Linked DNA regions of Homo sapiens: region 2 is linked to region 1. The links are chromatin contacts, found by Hi-C in ENCODE. All regions are on one chromosome and are shown on one strand. Each heading gives the region's core, a stretch centred on a gene start or an enhancer-like site at or near the end of the contact. The rest is flanking DNA. Distances are from core to core; before and after follow the strand shown. Region 1 holds the start of TRPM2-AS (TRPM2 antisense RNA). Region 2 holds the start of KRTAP10-11 (keratin associated protein 10-11).

Region 1 (5,093 bases), core at 853-3,352:
TCTGGTGGCCCCTCCTCCACCTCCTCCTCATGGCAGGGTCCAAGACTCCCAGGCTCCTTCCTTCCAGGGCACTTGTAGGTGCTCACAGGACACTTGACACCTTTATTTTGGGTTTCCTCACCTGTGTGATGGGTGCAGCGCCGATCCTGTGGGGAACAGGATGCCAGGCGAGGCCACCTTCCCGGCCAGGTAAGCCTGCCAGTGCCCATCTCCGTGTCCCCTCCCTGCCGCACAGCCCCTGCCCATCCTCTGAGGCATCGTCCTCTCCCAGCACAGCCATCCCCACGTACACAGACAAATCCACGTCCCCAGATTACGGCAGGGACCATGGGGCAGGGCCTGCCCGAGGCCAGGGGGCAAGTCCCACGCCCCCAAGCCCAGTCCTGGGGGCTACGGAGATGCAGTGAGTTGATGTTTTCTTCCTTTCGGTGGCTCACGTGCTTTTTTTGATTTTGTTTTATGAGAAAAATGCTTCCTTTGCCCAGAGAGGAAACCTGCCCCCCAGGCAAACCCCAAAGGCTGACGGGGCGGGGCCCGCAGGGGGCACACTCACAGGGGCAACCCGGCCTGCACTGTGTACGGCCCGTGGAAGCTCCGGCGGTCCCTCAGGCCATCCACCACGTTGTACTGGATCGTGGACAGTGGCTCCAGGGTGCTGGGAGCAGAGGAGAAGGCGTGTCTGTGTGCCCGTGTTGCAGGTGGGACAGAGCAGACAGGCAGAGGGATCACCCCCCCACCAAGGGCCCAGCCGAGTAGCTGCAGGCTGGGTGTACACAACAGTAGGAGCTGGGCCCCTTCAGGCCCCCACGGGCCCCTCCTGCTCACCTGGACCTCCCCGGGCTGGGCTCTGACTGGGATTCTCAAGGGAGCCCCTAGGAGGCCCTGGGTTTGGGGCCAGCTGGGAGCACGGACAGCGGCTCATACTCACTCTCCCATGGGGTCCATGGCGGCCGCGTCCTTCCTCTCTGCCGTGTAAAAGGGTGGGTCATAGATCAGGAACTCCGTCTGTCGCAAAACAGGGAGTTTTCCCTCAGATTTTTACCCCCACTGCAAAGCTGGGCCAGGCACCAGGGTGAAAGGGCTGCTCAGCTGGGTCTGAACCCGACCCCAACATCCCAACATGCAGGGCAGAAGCTCCAAGCTGGGCAGATCCGGGTGCCAGGCAGAGCTGGGGGCTGGGCAGGGCCGGGGGCTGGGATCAGGGACCCCCACCCTGGGGCCAGCTGAAGGGCAGGTGGCCGTGACTTGGGGGCCTTGGGGGTCTTCCCAGAGTGGGGCAGGGGGCTAAGCTGGACCCTAGAGGCAAGGAGGATTCTATGTGGTAGAGACCAAGGGGAGGCAGCGGAAGCAGCAGCCTGGAATGTTCTGGATAGGCCAGAGAGAAGCCCTGCACCAGGAGGGCGGGGGTCTCCCAGGGGCCATTAGCCATCTCTCTGTCTCTGTGTCTCTGTCTCTCTTCCATGCCTGGCACCTGGAAAGGGGCCAGAGCCATTCACCGGGGTGGGTGGGGTCTAGGACCAGGGCATGACCTGGGGGAATGGGGCCGGGGGGCTGGGCCCTGGGATGGTCATGGGAGGAGCCTAAGCCTCGAGCTCTGTGGGGATCAGTGTGCCCCCCTCAGGCCCCTCCACCACCTCCAGCTGTGAGGCCCCTGTGACTTGACTTCTCTGTGCCTCGGTTTCCTCAAATGTCAAACAGGGGCTGCCAGACGCACAGATCCCCCTGTGGCTGCAGTGGCTGGGAGCCAGGATTAATACCAGATGGATGGGGACAGGGCCGCCCTCCCCTCCCCAGGGGCCCGGCCACTCCGCCTGGTTGGGCTTGGGCAGGCGCTCACCTCCCAGGGCACCTTCTCGTTGGGCACGGGGAAGCGCGTGACAGGGCAGTTGGGGTAGAGGAGGTGCCGGGCATTCACGTGGTAGCTGTCGCCCGGCTCCTCCGTCTTCTTCCTGCCTCCCGGCTCAGCATCCGGCTCCTCCGCGGCCTTCTGGGAGGCTGGGGACAGTCAGGAAGACGTGACGCAAGGCGGAGCCCGGGCTCAGGTGCCCGCCCGCAGGACAAGGACTTCCTCTGTGGTCCTTCCGCCAAAACATCTGGGCTCCTCCACCTCCCCGAGCCCAAATGGCCATGCAGGTCGAACACCAGCTCTGAAGTGGGCAGGGCCCCCAGGGAGGACAGCCACGGGAGCTCAGGCAGCGTCCCCGCCGGCACCTGCCTCTTTGTGCAGCGGCAGTCAGGGCCCTCGGCAATGAGCTGAACTCGCAGTGCGGTTACGAGGGCAAATATGCTCCTTGAGGGCCGGCGAAACTCAGCAGCCCGAGGAAGGCTACTGATGTGCATTTCATAGCCGGCTGCGAATTTAGGAAAACAGACTTTGCTTCTCGTCACTCAGCCTACGTGACCAGGTTCAGACACAGTCTGCAGCCGCCCGCCTCGCACCCCCACTCTGCAGTGCGGTATGTGGGGAGCTCAGGGCACAGCAGGCCAGGCCTCCCCGTGGACGTCCAGGAACCAGGTCAGGTCAGGGATTGGGCGGGGCCTCGGCGCCAGCGTCGGTGGGTGGGCTGAGTTCCTGAGGGCGCTGGCCCTGCCTGGAACAGGCTGCAGCCAGTGCCTTCCTCCTGGACAGAGCCCCCCACCCCCAGCTGCCTCTCCTCCCAACTGACCCCAGACCCAAAAGAAACAGGCGGCTGGAGACCAGCTGCTGGCCTGGCCACCCACTCACCCAGAGTGGGGACGTCCGCCTCCGAGCTGAAGCCGCTGGCCCGCAGCGTCCTCACGATCCAGTGCAGGGCTTGGGCTGTCTGGGCCACCTGGAAGGCATGGCCCGAGACACAGTGAGCACCTGCCACCCACACGCATGGTACACACCCCACTGCCCACCGAGACTTCACTCCCCCAGCCAGGAGCCCCACCCCTGTCACTCAGCCCCTGCGCCCTTTGAAAGTGAGACACCACGTCCTCCCCAGGCAGCCACCAAGCCAGCCAGAACGCTGCCCCAGGCCCACCCGGCTCCCCCCGGGGGCTGCCAAGTCACACATCTGATGGTGCAGCCTCCCCAAGAGACACAACAGTGGGACTGTCACTGCACTGGACAAGCCAGAGGATGGAGCCAGCATGAAGGCACAGTCAGGCAATTCTGCACCACAGGGAGAGGTCACAGGCCGCCAAAGCCAGAGGCTTCCAGGGTTCCTGCACCTCCCAGGAGGAGCCTCCCCAGAGGCTGATGCGCCTCCCACAGGGGACAGTGGGACATGTCTCACTCGTGTGGCTCAGTGCTGGGCACCCTGTCAGGGGTCCCAGCATGGCCAAGACAGGGGTAGAGGGCGGCCTGGGCAGACCCCTGGGTGCAACGGGCAGGACTGGTGGATGGTGGATGCCCCAGCAGCACAGGTCCCAGCCCTGCCCCACAGAGCAAGGCTGGGAGCAGCAGCACAGGGTGGCTGAGCCATCCACAGGGCTCAGCACTGCCCGCAGGGGCTGCCGTGGCCGCAGGTGCTGTTGTTGGACAGCACAGCCCGGCCCAGCTGGTGGACGTTGATGGGGTGGTGGGAGCAGACCCTGAGAGGCCGTCTCTAAGTCCTCCCCACCTCGGTCTTGCGGCCTCTCCAGGGCTCAGGCACAGAGTCCCACAGCCTCCCTGGAGGCCGGGAGGGGAGAAGCACTCTGTTTCCTGGGAGCAGCGAGGAGCACAGCCCGGCCGTGGAGGCCTCAGTGCACACAGAAGGAACTCAGTCACAGAAACCCTTGGGCGGGGTTTTCTGGAGGACACACAGGGTGCCTCTTCCAGCTGGGAATGGCTGCCCCAACGTTCCGGCCTCCTCCTCACCATCACTCCTCAGAGCCCTCCTTCTTGGTGCCACCACATGGCAGAGCCGCCCACCAGGCCCAGCAGTGGCACCTCCTGACGGAGGCCCCGACCTCGGACCCACCTGCTCCTCCAGGGAGGCCAACCTCTGCTCCATGGAGCCCGACCTCTTCAGTGGGTCCAGGTCCAGCAGGTCCACCATGGCGTCAACCCTGAAAGAGGAAGCAGCTGAGCTGGACGCACACCACACCTTGGGGCCCTGGGAACGCCACACCGCTCTGCAGACAGCCCTGCCAGATGCAGCCACCAAGGCCCTGTGTCAGCCTTTGCTTCCTCTTAATATGAAACTATTTCTAACATGCATTTCTCCCATAGAACCAAACTGCCCAGGGCCCCAGAGGGGAAGATGTCTCAGCAGACGGACAGCCGAGGCTCACATGGCAAGCTCTGGCAGCCTGTCGGTCCCAGGAGAGAGGGGGAGGTGAGTGAACTGAGGGAGGGCCAGGTGACAGGTCACAAACAATGAAACTTCCTCTGGGCACAGCAGAGGTTGGTTTTGTTTTGGGGGTGATGTGGCGCGGCACTGTTGCTTGGGGAATATTTGGTTTTTGTCTTATTTTGTGGGGGTCGTGGAGCAGTGCTGCTGTTCTAAGGATGTTTGGTGTCTGTCGTATTTTGTGGGGGTTGTGGAGCAGTGCTGTTTTTCTGGGAGTTATTTGGCTTCTGTCTTATTTTGTGGGGTTGTAGAGCGGCGCTATTATTCTGGAAATGTTTGGTTTCTGTCTTATTTTGTGGGGGTCGTGGAGCAGTGCTGCTGTTCTAAGGATGTTTGGTGTCTGTCGTATTTTGTGGGGGTTGTGGAGCAGCGCTGTTTTTCTGGGAGTATTTGGCTTCTGTCTTATTTTGTGGGGTTGTAGAGCGGCGCTATTATTCTGGAAATGTTTGGTTTCTGTCTTATTTTGTGGGGGTCGTGGAGCAGTGCTGCTGTTCTAAGGATGTTTGGTGTCTGTCGTATTTTGTGGGGGTTGTGGAGCAGCGCTGTTTTTCTGGGAGTATTTGGCTTCTGTCTTATTTTGTGGGGTTGTAGAGCGGCGCTATTATTCTGGAAATGTTTGGTTTCTGTCTTATTTTGCTTCGCCCAGCCTCGGCCTGCTGTGTTTATGGTTAAAATAACTCTGTGGGCAAACCCGAGTCTCCAGCTCTCATCCGCTGTCCCCTGGGCTCCCTCACTTCCTTTCATCCACAGCGCCCACTGCAAGTGATATTCTTATAATACACTGAGCAA
Region 2 (5,093 bases), core at 1,680-4,179, 220 kb before region 1:
TGAGGTGCAGGGGGACTCCTTAGAAGGCCTCCTCCACAGACCGCTGCTCATCCCTCCTCCCAGGCCAGCAGCCTCGCCTGGGGCTGTGCTCTCACCCTTACAACTGGGCGAGGGTGTCTGCAGGCTGGAGGGTCTCTGATCACACCCTGACGAGCATGCACCAACCATGTCCTCGCCTTACAGACACCCTCCCCCGGTCCCCAGGAGCCGTCCGGCTCTGTCCAGCAGGCGGTGGAGGGAGCTTTGCGGTTTCCTGTGGTTTCACGGGATGCCTTTGCAGGCAGCAGCTGCCCCTGACTCAGTGGGTCCCGCATCTCCCTCACAGACAGGAGGGGCACCCCGGGACCTGGGAGGGGCAGAGCACTCGGAGCTGTCGCTGTGCTGTGAGCACCTTCACGCACGTTCACAAGGGAGGGGACCCCGCCACTGCAGCCCTAGTTTCTCCTCTGCGTCTGGCACGGCAGCTTGACCGCGTGGGCTTGGACAGTTGCATGGACACACGGCCACCAGCAGACCTGCATGTCAGCTGCCACAGAGAGCACAGGGGCCCGGGTGTCACAAGCTGTGCTCGGCCATGGCTGTCCCTGCCTTTCCCCTCGGGAGCCATCGGGAGGCTGAAAGTCTCTGGTGCCCTGGAGGCTGCGGCCCTGGGTGCGTCTGCCCGCTGGCTGCACAGCGGCTTGGCCTCAGCAATGTTGGTGCGCCCTGTGCCGACTCCCCTGTGCCTTAGGCTCCCCTGTTCCTTTGGTTAGTGGTGAGGTGGAAACATCTCCCCCTCTTTTTTTAACTGTTTGTGCTATGAAAGGTCCATGAAGGCCTTTGTCCACTTATTTATGGGGATGGCCGTATTTTTCTTAATATTTGAATAAGCAAGTAACGGACACGGGTTGAATAAACTCTGGAAGACTGAGAGATTTATGAGTCCACGTGGGTTTAAATTCAGCTACTTTCTGGTTCAAGGTCCTCTTGGGGTTTTTGTTCTGTTGCTTCTTCCCTGGGCCCTCCCAGCCTCCTGAGGAGGTGCTGACCTGACTGGTCTCACTAGTGCCCTCTTCACTCTCCAGTGCTAGTGGTCCACTGAGACTACAGCCTCATCCTCTCCCACTGTCCTAAGGGTTCATCGATAAGGTGTCTTTTTGCTCTGTGTCTCCTCACCCAGGCCTTAAACCCTGAGTAGGATGAGTGACGTCTGAGTAACTCCAGGACCCCTCTTGGGGCCCATGAAATTGCTAGTGCTTCAGAGCACACAGAGTGGCCCTCAAACTCTCGGGGCAGCCCTCTGTGTGGGCACCTTTTCCACGGCCCACACACCACGAGGCCAGCACGGTGCCTGGGGCTCTCAGGTCCCAACTGAACGGGATTTCTGCTTCTTCCCGACTCAGCTTTAGCTTGGACTGGCAGGGGACAGGCATGGGCGGGTGGCCCAAAGCTCACCAGAGGCCGAGCCCACTCAGCTCTGCTCCCCTCCCTGGCTCAGCTTGGAGGCTCATCCCCTGTGGGCAGGGCTTTGGCTGCAGGAAGAGTGTGGAGCTGATCACATTTGCTTTCAAAGCCTGCTGTCTTCCAAGTGTTTGATCTCGGAATGAGAGACACTGTCCTGTCTGCCTTTAACAAGACAGTGGGTCCCACACCCCAAATTTGGAGTAGGCAGAGGGGCTCAGGGGAAGAGCAGAAAGTGCACACCAGCCCGTATTTCCTGACTCAAGAATTTATTGATTAGAGCAGTTCTTCTTTGTCACATTGGGTATAAGCAACACATTTGGAGAAGGGGGCTCCAGAAAGCCACAGTCCACCTGCTGAGGGATTTGTGGGTTGTCTCTTCCCAGACAGTGGGGAGGAAAGTGTGACGCGCTCAAAATCCCCTTCAGGCAGCAGCTCTGTGGCTACTGATGGAGCTGGTGGATTCTGAGGACTCCAGGGGCTCCTGAGACTGGAGAATCCTGCTTGGCAGCAAAGACACAGTCAGCAGGAGACAAGGATTGAGCACTCAGCAGCTGGACTTCTTGCCTGAGCAGAGGCTGTAGCAGGCCAGGCGGGAGCTTGCGGGGCGGCAGAGGAGGGACACGCAGGAGGCCGGGCGGCAGCAGCTGGACTGGCAGGAGGAGGTGGGGGCACAGCAGGAGGAGACGGGCACACAGCAGGTGGACCTGCACACGGGGTGGCAGAGGAGGGACACAGAGGAGGAGGGTCTGCAGCAGGAGGTGGTGCAGCAAGCTGGCTGGCAGCTAGGCTGCTGGCAGCGTGAAGAGGAAGCCCTAGAGCAGACAGGCACACAGCAGATGGGCTTGCAGTAGACAGTCTTGCAGCAGACAGGCACGCAGCAGGCCTGCTGGTAGGAGGAGGAGGTGCAGCAAGCTGGCTGGCAGCTAGACTGCTGGCAGCATGAAGAGGAATCCTCAGAGCAGGTGGACACACAGCACACAGGCTTGCAGCAGACGGGCACACAGCAGGCCGGCTGGCAGGAGGAAGAGGCACAGCAAGCTGGCTGGCAGCTAGACTGCCGGCAGCACGAAGAAGCAGCCCCACAGCAGACAGGCACACAGCACACAGGCTTGCAGCAGACAGTCTTGCAGCAGACAGGCACACAGCAGGCCTGCTGGCAGGGGGAGGAGGTGCAGCAAGCCGGCTGGCAGCTAGACTGCTGGCAGCATGACGGCGTGCAGGAGCTGGTGCAGCCTGATTGGCAGGCGCTGGGCTCACAGGCCGCCTGGCAGCAGGGGCTGGACACACAGCTCACTGGGGTGCAGACCAGGCTCAGGGAGGGGGCCGGGGCGCAGCAGCTGGGGGCGCTGCAGGGGGGCTCACAGCAGCTCTCTGGGCAGTCGTCCACCTGCCAGGAGTCGGAGTAAGCGCTGGAGCAGACAGACATGGTGGACGCGGCCATGCTGGGGTGGGGAGGAGGTGAGCTGGGGGAGGTGTAAGTGAGTGTGTGAGTGTGTGTGTGAGTGAGTGAGTGAGGTGCTCAGGGCTGTGGGGCTTTTAAATCCCTCCCTGGCATGTGTTGTCCCAACAGGAGGCTCCACAAGCTTTTCTTCCTTGTTGGTGTTTACAGCTGGTGGCTGGAGATGCATCATTCATGCTGGTTTATCTCTTTGTTTTTCCCTTATTAAACTGGTATGTATGTCGCAGGGCTCTGTTTCTTCATCAGTTTTTATTTTGGCCACAGAAATGTGGTGGAAAATATTTCCTTTTTTTTTTTTTTTTTTTTTTTTTTTTTTGAGAGGGAGTCTTGCTCTGTCACCCAGGCTGGAGTGCAGTGGCGCGATCTCAGCTCACTGCAACCTCCGCCCCCTGGGTTCAAGCGATTCTCCCACCTCAGCCTCCCGAGTAGCTGGGATTACAGGCACGCTGTAATTTTTGTATTTTTAGTAGAGACGGGGTTTCACCATCTTGGCCAGGCTGGTCTTGAACTCCTGACCTCATGATCTACCCGCCTCAGCCTCCCAAAGTGCTGGGATTACAGGCGTGAGCCACCGCGTCCGGCCGGAAAATATTTCAAGCAAGCTTTTGTTGAGTTGAGGTTTTAGAGATGAACGTTTCTCCAAAGGAAGCAATTCTGTTTCCACCTATCCTGTTTCTGGACTGATTAGATATATTTTATTACTTTTAGCATCTTAAAACATAAACATGGAGAAAAATGTACACTTCATATGAAATAAAAACGGCACAGACGATAAGATAAGAGGAAGCTGGCTGAGCGTGGTGACTCATGCCTCTAATCCCAGTACTTTGGGGGGCTGAGGTGGGTGGATCACGAGGTCAGGAGTTTGAGACCAGCCTGGCCAGCATGGTGAAACCCGGTCTCTACTAAAAATACAAAAAATTAGCCAGGCATGGTGGCATGTGCCTGTAGTCCCAGCTACTTAGGCTGAGGCAGGAGAATTCTTGAACCCAGGAGGTGGAGGTTGCAGTGAGCTGAGATTGCACCATTGCACCCCAGCCTAGGTGACAGAGCAAGACTCTGTCTCAAAAAAAAAAAAAAAAGCTAAGTGGCCCTCCCTTCGATCCCTCACACCTTGTAAGGAGAATGCTCAGAGATTCAGTAGCTGGTGGATCCAAGCTTTATTTTTGTCTCTTCAGCTCTTCCATGCCACCCTCAGAGGCTCTTTGTTTTATTTGAAGCTGCACTCTGGATTATTTCAATTTTCATTTTGCCTTGGTGAAAGATCAAGTACTTTTTCATATATGGTGATTTTAGGACATACATTTTAAGATTCCTTGCTTGTCTGAAAATATGTCAACTTTATCCTCACATTTATAATGATAGTTTAGCTGGGTATAAAATTCTGGTTTTAAATTACTTTTCCTCAAAATGATGAACACATGTCACCATTTTTTTGTGATGTCCAGTGTTGCCGATGACAGTCTGATACTGGTCATTTGTCATTTTTTAGTTTCTCTCTTTCCTTAACTCTCTGGGAGCATTTGGGTTTCTTTTTATTGTTCTAAAGTGTCACGCTTTTGTTTCTAGGCTAATGCATTATTTTACTTTCAGTGGTTAGAACTTATTGAGCCTTTCAATATAAAGACTTATCTCCGAAGTGTTTTTCCATTTTTAATAATAATTTCATCTTTCCTGGTCTCTCTTTTTATGACTTTTTATTTCATCTTGTGATGAATGAAATATGTTATCCATTCACTCTGATGATGTTACTTTGAGTTTTTAAATGTTTTTTTCTTGTTTCCTTGGACATCAGATAGTCTGCTCATTGGTGGCAGTTCATTCAGTTTTCTGAATAAAAGACTATTTTATTCCAGTGCATTAGGGTCCTGCTCCAATTTACTCCCTAACCTGTTTCTGTCTGCTTCTCTTTTCTACAAACATATGAAGGACCCTGCTGAGCCTCCCGTTTTTGTTAGATAATTTTGATTTCATTTTTTATAACTCTTTAAATATCCTTTCAGTGATTATTAGTACAGGTGTGTGAGATCTGTGTGCTTAATCCGCTTTCTGGGACTGAAGGACTTGGTGATGCTTTCAGGAGATGATAGGAAAGCCAGGAAGTCTAGGGTGACATCGTATTAGTGGATGTACTACAGACACACACAGTGCACGTACAGTCTTTTTACGTCAGCCACAACATGAGGTGCAA

The links. A loop is a pair of places that touch in the nucleus more often than their neighbours do. Pooled maps may share reads with other maps.
Region 2: a map of upper lobe of right lung shows a loop between it and region 1 (7-fold over the local background). The contact joins the promoter of KRTAP10-11 here to the promoter of TRPM2-AS in region 1. A Hi-C loop is called at or near these places in 1 of 168 maps with a recorded cell type or tissue (upper lobe of right lung) and 1 of 50 pooled maps.

Annotation. Positions count from the first base shown.
Region 1 is chr21:44,422,572-44,427,664 of GRCh38, reverse strand. It overlaps TRPM2-AS (TRPM2 antisense RNA), which reads left to right and starts at 2,102. Exons shown (of 3, transcript NR_109964.1): 1 at 2,102-2,515; 2 at 4,184-4,289. TRPM2 (transient receptor potential cation channel subfamily M member 2) reads right to left here. Exons shown (of 32, transcript NM_003307.4): 23 at 3,933-4,020; 24 at 2,726-2,813; 25 at 1,838-1,995; 26 at 929-1,005; 27 at 554-655. RefSeq lists enhancers at 1-267, 268-1,179, 4,195-4,254.
Region 2 is chr21:44,644,250-44,649,342 of GRCh38, reverse strand. KRTAP10-11 (keratin associated protein 10-11) reads right to left here and starts at 2,929. Exons shown (of 1, transcript NM_198692.3): 1 at 1,693-2,929. The coding sequence starts at 2,884. The coding sequence ends at 1,988. The region is part of intron 1 of TSPEAR (thrombospondin type laminin G domain and EAR repeats); the gene reads left to right. RefSeq lists an enhancer at 1,390-2,254.